Regions from separate parts of the Homo sapiens genome. Here region 1 is linked to region 2. Evidence: chromatin loops called from intact Hi-C (ENCODE). Cell type or tissue: lower leg skin. All regions are shown on one strand. Each heading gives the region's core, and the rest is flanking DNA. Links, peaks and the distances in the headings are about the cores only.

Region 1 (5,377 bases), core at 302-5,301, 610 kb before region 2:
ACTCTTCTGTAAGTCTAAAATTTTTTAAAAATGGAAAGTTTAAAGAAAGAAAAAAAATACCTAATCCGATTGCCTTGTTTACAGTGCCTGGCATATGACAGGAGCTTACTACATGCTTGTAGGATTGTTTTGCCACCATGTCCTTGATCAACCAGTTCCCCCACTTGGGGTGCTGTTCTCTCACCCACTGTCTACTTCTCATCTGCCAATGAAGTAGATAGTAATATTTTGGGTACTCCCTTCATATTATGATTTTTGTGTGTGGCCATGAATTATGCTGGTGTGAACTGCTGCTCAGTGCCAACAGCATTCTGGAGAAGGAAGCACTCGAGAAGACACAAGGTAGATGGAGATTGAGAGGCCACTATGATGTCCTTCAGGTACAGTGTAGGTTCTCTTGGGGTCTTAGGGAGCAGAGCCTTGACTCCACCATTTTACAGGCACATGTGCTGCTTTGCACACCCCAGATAGGGGGCAGCAGACAACAGGGAATGATGCCTAGGAGGCTATGGTAAGTGGGTGGCTGGTAAGTTCCTGGGAGCTGTCCATGGTTTTGAGATGTCTCTGGTACCCAAACCGCTCAAGACATTGCTGTAGGTGAGCTTAGATTTTTGTTTTGACGCTTAGGGTACAAAACACTGTGGAGAAGGTGTGTGTATGTGTGTGTGTGTTTCTATTTGAAAAGCCAAGCTCCAAAAAACTGCATCATCCTGGAAGGTAAAGCAAACTCACTGCAGGGGCTTGCACATGTAGTGATTTAGGCCCCAGGTAGTCAACACTTTTTCTTACAATAGGTTTTGTGTGAAGTGTAATTCCAAGTCTACTTGCATCACAATTTTCTTGGAGCTTGTTAAAAATACAATTTCCAAGCTTTGCTTTACCAGACCTATTAAATCAGAATCTGAAGGCAAAGGTTGAGGAATGAGAGAGGGAAGGGCTAGATAAAAATATGCATTTTAAAAAGGCTTCCCTGGCAATTCATATTCACACTGAAGTTTAAAAATAATTTTACATCCAGTCCAAAGTGAAGTAGATGGTAATATTTTGGGGCAAGTACGGGGGAAACAAATCACAAGAACTACTGTTCATATTTATTTGTATCTCTTTATTTAAATGTTTCCATCTTCTGATATGCATTAAAATTTGCATAGTATTTTGCTACATGAATATACATTAGTTTGAGTATGTGGATACAATTCATACATAAATATACATGCATTTATTTATGTGTTTATTATTTCATTCAAAAGGTATTTATTGGGCACTCACTATGCCCCAAGCACCGTTCTAGGCACTTCAGCTGCAGTATTGAATAAGGCAAAGTATTTGTCCTCAGGGAGTTTATCTTTTCCTCACAAATGGAGAGGAAAGAACAGGAATAAATGTGTTGGGGATTCATTCCCTAAATTTTTTTTTAAACTTACTGGCTAAGTAATTTTAAAAAGTTTAGAAACCATTTATTTAGGTTTTTCAAATTATCACAAGTGAGTCATCTCATTCTATACAAAACAGAATATGTCTTGGCAGTCAGACTGGCCATTCTTTTGTCCTTTCAAATGATGCTGTCCTCCCAAAATCTTACTGGTTCCAGGAGGGACATCCTATTTCTACAATCTTGTCCCTGCTCTGTCTTGCTGTACTCAAGAACTCTCCTGTGGCTCCATTTTCCATCCTTAGAAAAACAGACAATGAGGAGTCCCTGCTGTTCTGCTGCTGTGACAATAAATGAGTGTGTGTTTTTCCAGTGCTACTGCCTTCTGTAGAAGGAGCTGAAAAAATGCAAAACGATTTCCTCTCTTAACACACACACTTTTTTTTTTTAATCAAAAATGCTGTTTTGTCCTCTTTTGGTGTCTTCTTCCTGGGAAGAAGAATTTATTATTAGATTGGCAACTCCCTCAAACGCTGAATAAAAGAATAAAGGGGAAGTGCCTTTGCTGTATCATGTATCAGAGGCCTCTCAGCATAATGTGTGAGCTCTGGCATGTCACCATATTTTACAGTAACTCTGATGTTTTCACCCAGCGCTTTTGAGTCAGGCGAAGAGAACTCGTATTTCAACCCAAATGCAATTTGCATAGCACACGTGATAACATCACACTTTTAAAGCCACCCGCCCTGTTGGGATCCCTCACATTTAGTTCAAATCCTCATTTCCTCTACAAAAGGATGTTGTGTAATTAGTGTAATCAGGTCCTAAGGACCATTGAGATTGTGACTATTGTGGGCTCAGCAGACAGAGTGATGTCACATCCAAATCCTAACAAAGCAGATTGGTCATGAATTGTCACCTCCCCACCACTTAGGCAGCAAAGACATTCCTCAAGTAAGGAGAGGACAGATGGTTCAACAATTTGTCTTGGAAATAGTATTTCCTGCTGCTAAGAAATGGTGTTGGGAAAGGGAAGCTGTAGTTCCAGGGTAAGAAGCAAAGAGGAAAAATTTATGTGCTAAAAGATCACTAAAGAGAAATCATGCATTTATTCATGAAACCACCATTTATTGAGCATTTACTGTGTACTGGGCACTAGGTCTGAAGCAATAAGCAGCAATGATCCAGACAGACACTGAGATTATTTTCATATCTTGGCTATTGTGAAAAATGCTGCAATGAACATATCTGTATCTCATGAATGAACTCCATATCCCATGGAGTTTATAGCTGTTAGGAAACAGACATTTAATTCAGTGATTATAGCAGAAAATGTGATAGTGCTACAGTAGAAAACACATAGTGCTACAGGTTAATCCACTCAAGCTGTTATGGCAAATGCACATACTGGGTAGCTAATAAGAAACACAAACTTATTTCTCATGGCTCTGGAGGTTGGGAAGTCCAAGATCAAGATGCCCATTGATTTTTTGTCTATTGAGGGCCCATTTCTTGGTTCATAGACCACATCTTCTCACTGAGTCCCCACATGGTGGAAGGAGTGAGGGAGCTCTCTGGGTCCTGTATTATAATGGCACTAATCCAATCCACAGGGGCTCTGCTGCCATGAGACAATCACCTCCTCATAGGTGTCACCTCCTAACACCATCATCTTGGGCGTTAAGTTTCCACCTCTGAATTTTGAGGGAACACAAATATTTAGACGGTAGCACACCTCCTTTGTGAGCCTCAGAAAAGACTTCCTGAAGTTAATGATAGTTAAGACACAAGGATGAGGCCAGGCATGGTGACTCACACCTGTAATTCCAGCACTTTGGGAGGCCAAGGCGGGTGGATCACCTGAGGTCAGGAGTTCATGACCAGCCTGGCTAACATGGTGAAACTCTATCTCTACTAAAAATACAAAAATTATCCAAGCATGGTGATGGGCGCTTGTAACCTCAGCTACTCAGGAGGCTGAGGCAGGAGAATTGCTGGAACTCAGGAGGTAGAGGTTGCAGTAAGCCAAGATGGTGCCATTGCACTCCAGCCCAGGTGACAACAGTGAGACTCCATCTCAAGAAAAGAAAAAAGACACAAGGATGAGTATGAGTTTCAGGGTTCTAATCTTGACTCTACTTCCTTATTTCAATTATTTCAGCCCTTTAAAAATGCGACTATATTCCAAATCCTGTACTAAACACCCAGAATATAGAGCTGAATAAGGCCTGGCCACTGGCCTTTAGAAACATACAACCTAGTGTACAGGATGGACTTGATGAAAGATGGTGTGAGTGAAGTGAGATGGTGAGAAGTCTAGAGAAGTGAGGAGCTGCTCTTCCTGGAGAAGCCTTCATTAAAGGATTGTCTTGACAGAAAAGTAGGAATTTTTCCCAGTGAAGAAGTTTTTTAAAAGTTGATTTTAGGCCTTGCATGTATAGAGGTATGAAGCTGTGAAAAGGCTAGGAGTGTCCAAAGAGTATGCGAAGTGCAGTATGAGTGGGAGGGAAGTTGAATAGGATGGAGAGGAGGAGGAAGTGGGTAGGTAGGGGCTAGATTAAATAGGCCCAATGAAAGAGCAGAGATGGGCTCTTTCAGGCAAAGTGGAACTTACAAAGGATTTTATGCAAAAGAGTGCCACGATCATTTATGCAGTTTGAAAATACCACTAGAGGTCATTTCAAGGGGAAGCACTGGACACAAACCAAGCAGTTCAGAGTTTGTTATATCAGTTCATGTGATGGGTGATGAAGGCCTGAGTTGAGGCACTGGTAGTCTTGATAGGAGGGAAAAGTTAAAATTTTTTATATGGGCAGATTTCTAGGTTTTGGTATCTCATTAAATGTGAAATAAGGATAAAAGAGAAAACAAAAGTGGCATTTTATATTCAAAGGATCGATGGCTCTCCAACGTGATTAGAATTCCCTGGGGAACTCTGAACAAATATACATGCCTAGGTTTCAGCCTGAATGAATTAAAAGCAAAGTGTCTGGGGTAGACCCCAGACCTTTCCTTTTCCTTTTCCTTTCCTTTTTCCTTTCCTCTTTTCTCTTTTTTTTAGACAGAGTCTCGCTCTTTCTCCAGGCTGGAGTGCAGTGGCGTGATCTGTGCTCACTGCAACCTCTGCCTCCTGGGTTCAAACGATTCTCCTGCCTCAGCCTCCTGAGTAGCTGGGACTACAGGTGCACACCACCACACCCAGCTATTTTTTTTTTGTATTTTTAGTACAGACAGGGTTTCATTATGTTGGTCTGGATGGTCTCGATCTCCTGACCTCGTGATCTGCACACATCGGCCTCCCAAAGTGCTGGGATTGCAGACGTGAGCCGCCATGCCTGACATTTCTGTCTGTAAAATCTCCCCAGGTGATTTATTTTTTTTTGAGAGAGAGTCTTGCTCTTTTGTCCAGGCTGGAGTGCAGTGGCATGATCTTGGTTTACTGTTACCTCCGTTTCCCTGGTTTAAGCGATTCTCCTGCCTTAACCTCTCAAGTAGCTTGGATTACAGGCATGCACCACCACACCTGGCTAATTTTGGTATTTTTGGTAAAGATGGGCTTTCACCATATTGGCCAGGCTGCTCTCGAACTCCTGACCTCAGGTGATCCACCTGCCTCAGCCTCCCAAAGTGCTGGGATTACAGGCGTGAGCCATCACACCTGGCCTAGGTAATTTTACTGTGCTTCCATGGTTGAGAAATGATGTTCCAGATTGGAGCTGAAAACCATGGTGCACAGGCCAAATATGGCCTGCCATGCATTTTATTTTTAATTTTTTTGAAAAAAGTTGAAACTGATTGAGATAATTATAGATTCACATGCAGTTGTAAAAGATAATACAGAGAGACTCCTTGCACAGTGTGCCATTTTTCTTAGTGGTAATATTTTTCAAAACTATAGTATAATGTTGCAACCAGGAAATTGACATCAATACAATACACTGATCATATTCAGATTTTTCCTGTTTTACTTTTGCCCATCTTTATGCGTTTATTAACTGCTATGCC
Region 2 (5,377 bases), core at 58-5,057:
AACCAAAAATAGAATTATTTGTTGACAGACAAGAAATACAGGAAATAAGTAATATACCGAGAATGTTAGAAGGTGATCCATGCTACAAAATTTTTTTTAAAGCAGGATAAGACAGATGAAAGGGCCACGGAGGAGGCGCAGGTTGCAGCTGTAAATAGGGTGGTTGGACTAGATCCCATTGAGAAGGTGGCGTCTGAGCAAAGGCCTGGAGGACATGGAATGAGCCAGCCAGGCAGAGAGGATGAACTAGCCAGTGTAAATGCTCTCAGAAAGGGTATGTTCGGGGCACAGAGGAGGCCAGTGTGGCTAAGTGGAGGGGGCCAGGGGACAGTGGCTGGGGATGAGCTAAGGGAACTGATGGGGCAGACTGTGTAGAGACAGTCCCTCAGCTTTGGCACTATTGACCTTTGGGCTGGATAATTCTTTGTCGTAAGGGCCTGTCTCGTACATTGCAGGACATTGGCCGGCATCCCTGGTCTCTACCCACTCAAAGCCAGTAGCACCCTCCACCCAGTTGTGACAAGCAAAAATATCTCTAGATATTGCCAAGTGTTTCCTGGGGGGCAAAATTGGCCCCAGTGAGATTCGAGGCATGGAGAAGTGAAGTCACTTACCCAAGGTCACTTTGACTCATACCAATCTCATACCATGCTAACCCATAAGGCGGGCCACTGCTCCCGAGTGCAGAGTCCTGAAGTTCTGTGTGAGGGAGCAGCCTGGGTGGAGCTGTCTTCTCTCCACCAGAGCATGCCCACACAGCAAGCATCCTCCAGCCGTGCCTGGTCCTCCTGACCATGTCTGAGCTCTTGTCCCTCCCCTACCCAGCAAACTTACACATCCTTGTTCTCATTTCTGTTCAAGGCAAGGTTCCAGGAAACGGCGGGGCCCTAGAGCATGAGGTAGGCAACCTGCTGAGACCCCCAGTTGCCGACCGAGGCTGGCCTGCTCTTGAACCTGGTTCTGCCTCTTCCCAGCTGTTTGGCCCTGCAAGACAGATGAGGATGTTAATTTAACCTGCAGCACGTGACTGTGGTGAGGCTTAAATGAGAAAACGTTCATGAACCCATCTAGCAAAGCGCCCAGCACTGAGTAGGCTCCTAGATACTGGTTTCTTTCTAACACCTTGTCACAGTTTCCTAGCCCTGCCATAACAAACGACCACAAATTGGGAGGCTTAAACCAGCTTATTTTTATTCTCTCACAGTTCTGGAGGCTAGCAGCCTGAAATTGAGGTGTTGGCAGGGCCACGCTCCCTCTGAAGGATCAGGGAAGGATCTTTCCTTGTCTCTTCCAGTTTTTGGGTTCCCTTGCTCATGGCAGCATCACACCAATCACTGCCCCATCTTCACATGGCATTTTTTTTTTTTTTTGAAACAGAGTCTTGCTCTGTCGCCCAGACTAGAGTGCAATGGTGCAATCTTGGCTCACTGCAACCTCTGCCACCTGGGTTCAAGCAATTCTCCTGCCTCAGCCTCCCAAGTAGCTGGAATTACAGGCGCCTGCCACCATGCCCAGCTAATGTTTTGTATTTTGAGTAGAGACGGGGTTTCACCATGTTGGCCAGGCTGGTCTCAAACTCCTGACCTCAGGTGATCCACCTGCCTCTGCGTCCCAAAATGTTGGGATTATAGGCGTAAGCTACTGCGCCCGGCCCTTGACACAGTATATGTGTCTCTCTGTGTCCCCTCCTCTTATAAGGACACCAGTCATTGAATTTAGGATCTACCCTTCCCCCACCAAGGGAGGCCATGGGCAGGTCTTCCTTTCTCACAGTCTGTGCCTGTGTTTCCCCTCCTGCAAGCATGACCTTCCTGGTCCCCGGGCCCCAGGTGTTCTGGGAATATCCTGGGGCTGACCTCAGGCAGGAGAAAGGAGTTTGCTTCCCTGACATTTTTTATTCTGGATTAACCCAGCGAATCTTTGGGGACTGCGAGGGCACGGACACGGTAGAATCCCAGGTGGAAGAAGGCAAAGTGGGCGGGAGGGGAGAACTTGCATGTTTTAACCTTTTTCCTGCACCCAACCCCGCCATCCGACGCCAAGCTTCCAGTCAAACCTGAGACCACAGCTCCCCCTGGCGGTCAGCGCGAGCCCGCACCGCGGCTCTCCTGTGCTCACGCAGCCCTGCGCGGCGGAGGTGGCTGGAAATGAATTTAGCGTCAGCACAGTTATTTAAATTGTTTTAATTAATCACAGATTGAGCAGTAAATGAACCACTAAGTGGAGAGAGCGCGCGGGAGCAAGCGAGAAAGAGGTGAGGGGAGGAAGGCAGAGCCTAGGTGATGGCTCGAAAAAGCACAGACAGCTTCAGAGTGGGGCAGGAGGAGGGGGTACAGGCACAGGTCGCAGAGCTGTGCCCCCCACTCCTGGTGCCACACGTTGGGGCGGGGGGCATTCCAGCCCCAGTGGGGTTAGAAGGAGCGCAGAGCCTTGGGGCTAGGGCCTGCCTTCTCCCTTGACAAAAACGTTGAAAGGGGCCGGGCGCGGTGGCTCAAGCCTGTAATCCTAGCACTTTGGGAGGCCGAGGGGGGCGGATCACGACGTCAGGAGATCGAGACCATCGTGGCTAACACGGTGAAACCCCGTCTCTACTAAAAATACAAAAAATTAGCCGGACGTGGTGGCAGGCACCTGTAGTCCCAGCTACTCGGGAGGTTGAGGCAGGAGAATGGTGTGAACCCGGGAGGCAGAGCTTGCAGTGAGCCAAGATTGCGCCACTATACTCCAGCCTGGGTGACAGAGCGAGACTCCGTCTCAAAAAAAAAAAAAAAAAAGGTTGGAAGGTTGGCTAAAGAGAAGACAAAGCAGGAAGGGGGAGTAAACTTAGTAAATTTTTTTATTATTATTATACTTTAAGTTCTGGGATGCATGTGCAGAACGTGCAGGTTTGTTACATAGGGATACATGTGCCATGGTTTGCTGCACCCATCAACCTGTCATCTACATTAGGTATTTCTCCTAATGCTGTCCCCCGCCCAGCCCCACTCCCCAACAGGTCCCCAGGTGTGATGTTCCCCTCCCTGTGTCCATGTGTTCTCACTGTTCAGCTCCCACCTATGCGTGAGAACATGCAGTGTTTGGTTTTCTGTTCCTGTGTGAGTTTGCTGAGAATGATGGTTTCCAGCTTCATCCACGTCCCTGCAAAGGACATGAACTCATCCTTTTTTATGACTGCATAGTATACCATGGTGTATATGTGCCACATTTTCTTTATCTAGTCTGTTATTGATGGGCATTTGGGTTGGTTCCAAGTCTTTGCTATCGTGAATAGTGCTGCAATAAACATATGTGTGCATGTGTCTTTATAGAATGGTTTATAATCCTTTAGGTATATACCCAGTAATGGGATTGCTGGGTCAAATGGTATTTCTGGTTCTAGATCCTTGAGGAATCGCCACACTCTTCCACAATGGTTGAACTAATTTACACTCCCACCAACAGTGTAAGAGCATTCCTATTTCTTCACATCCTCTCCAGCATCTGTTGTTTCCTGACTTTTTAATGATCACCATTCTAACTGGCATGAGATGGTGTCTCATTGTGGTTTTGTCTGCATTTCTCTAATGACCAGTGATGATGAGGTTTTTTTCATATGTTTGTTGGCTGCATAAATTTCTTCTTTTGAGAATTGTCTGTTCAAATCCTTTGCCCACTTTTTGATGAGGTTGGTTTTTTTCTTGTAAATTTAAGTTCCTTGTAGATTCTGGATATTAGCCCTTTGTCAGATGGATAGATAGCAGAAATTTTCTCCCATTCTGTAGGTTGTCTGTTCACTCTGATGATAGTTTCTTTTGCTATGCGGAAGCTCTTTAATTAGATCCCATTTGTCAATTTTGGCTTTTGTTGCAATTGCTTTTGGTGTTTTAGTCACAAAGTCTTTGCCAATGCCTATGTCCTGAATGGTATTGCCTAGGTTTTCTTCAAGGGTTTTTATGGTTTTAGGTCTTACATTGAAGTCTTTAATCCATCTTGAGTTAATTTTTTTATAAGGTGTAAGGAAGGGGTCCAGTTTCAGTTTTCTGCATATGGCTAGCCAGTTTTCCCAACACCACTTATTAAATAGGGAATCCTTTCCCCATTGTTTGTTTTTGTCAGGTTTGTCAAAGATCAGATGGTTGTAGATGTGTGGCATTATTTCTAAGGCCTCTGTTCTGTTCCATTGGTCTATATACCTGTTTTGGTACCAGTACCATGCTGTTTTGGTTACTGTAGCCTTGTAATATAGTTTGAAGTCAGGTAGCGTGATGCCTCCAGCTTTGTTCTTTTGCTTAAGGTTGTCTTGGCTATACAGGCTCTTTTTTGGTTCCATATGAAATTTAAAGTAGCTTTTTCTAATTCTGTGAAGAAAGTCATTAGTAGCTTGATGGGGATAGCATTGAATCTATAAATTACTTTGGGGCAGTAAGGCCATTTTCATGATATTGATTCTTCCTAACCATGAGCAGGGAATGTTTTTCCATTTGTTTGTGTCCTCTCTTATTTCCTTGAGCAGTGGTTTGTAGTTCTCCTTGAAGAGGTCCTTCACATCCTTGTAAGTTGTATTCTAGATATTTTATTCTCTTTGTAGCAATTGTGAATGGGAGTTCACTCATGATTTGGCTCTCTATTATTGGTGTATAGGAATGCTTGTGATTTTTGCACATTGATTTTGTATCCTGAGACTTTGCTGAAGTTGCTTATCAGCTTAAGGAGATTTGGGGCTGAGACGATGGGGTTTTCTAAATATACGATTGTGTCATCTGCAAACAGAGACAATTTAACTTCCTCTCTTCCTATTTGAACACCATTTATTTCTTTCTCTTGCCTGATTGCCCTGGCCAGAACTTCCAATACTATCTTGAATAGGAGTGGTGAGAGAGGGCATCCTTGTCTTGTGCCGGTTTTAAAAGGGAATGCTTCGACTTTTGCCCATTCAGTATGATATTGGCTGTGGGTTTGTCATAAATAGCCCTTACTATTTTGAGATACATTCCATCAATACCTAGTTTATTGAGAGTTTTTAGCATGAAGCGTTGTTGAATTTTATCGAAGGCCTTTTCAGAATCTATCGAGATAATCATGTGGTTTTTGTCATTGGTTTTGTTTATGTGATGAATTATATTTATTGATTTGCATATGTTGAACCAGCCTTGCATCCCAGGTATAAAGCCAACTTGATTGTGGTGGATAAGCTTTTTGATGTGCTGCTGGATTCAGTTTGCCAGTATTTTATTGAGGATTTTCACATCAATGTTCATCAGAGATATTGGCCTGAAATTTTCTTTTTTTGTTGTGTCTCTGCCAGGTTTTGGTGTCAGGATGATGCTGGCCTCATAAAATGAGTTAGGGAGGAGTCCCTCTTTTTCTAATGTTGGAATAGTTTCAGAAGAAATGGTAC

Evidence for each region. Peaks named below come from ENCODE experiments on the same cell type or tissue, not always from the same donor. Only the 100,000 strongest peaks of a DNase experiment are listed, where the experiment ranks them.
Region 1: a loop joins it to region 2, with 5 times the contacts of the local background. A loop is called at or near these places in 34 of 110 quality-filtered maps.

What each region holds. Positions count from the first base shown.
Region 1 is chr22:34,414,513-34,419,889 of GRCh38, forward strand. No RefSeq gene overlaps it. Among named protein-coding and RNA genes, the nearest start is that of LL22NC03-13G6.2, 210 kb to the left of the region's middle. RefSeq lists a silencer at 421-570. In lower leg skin, for the core only: no CTCF peak of the experiment used is centred there; no DNase peak of the experiment used is centred there.
Region 2 is chr22:35,022,152-35,027,528 of GRCh38, forward strand. No RefSeq gene overlaps it. Among named protein-coding and RNA genes, the nearest start is that of LINC02885, 27 kb to the left of the region's middle. RefSeq lists an enhancer at 1,755-2,345. In lower leg skin, for the core only: no CTCF peak of the experiment used is centred there; DNase peaks (open chromatin) are centred at 360, 800, 1,760 and 2,070.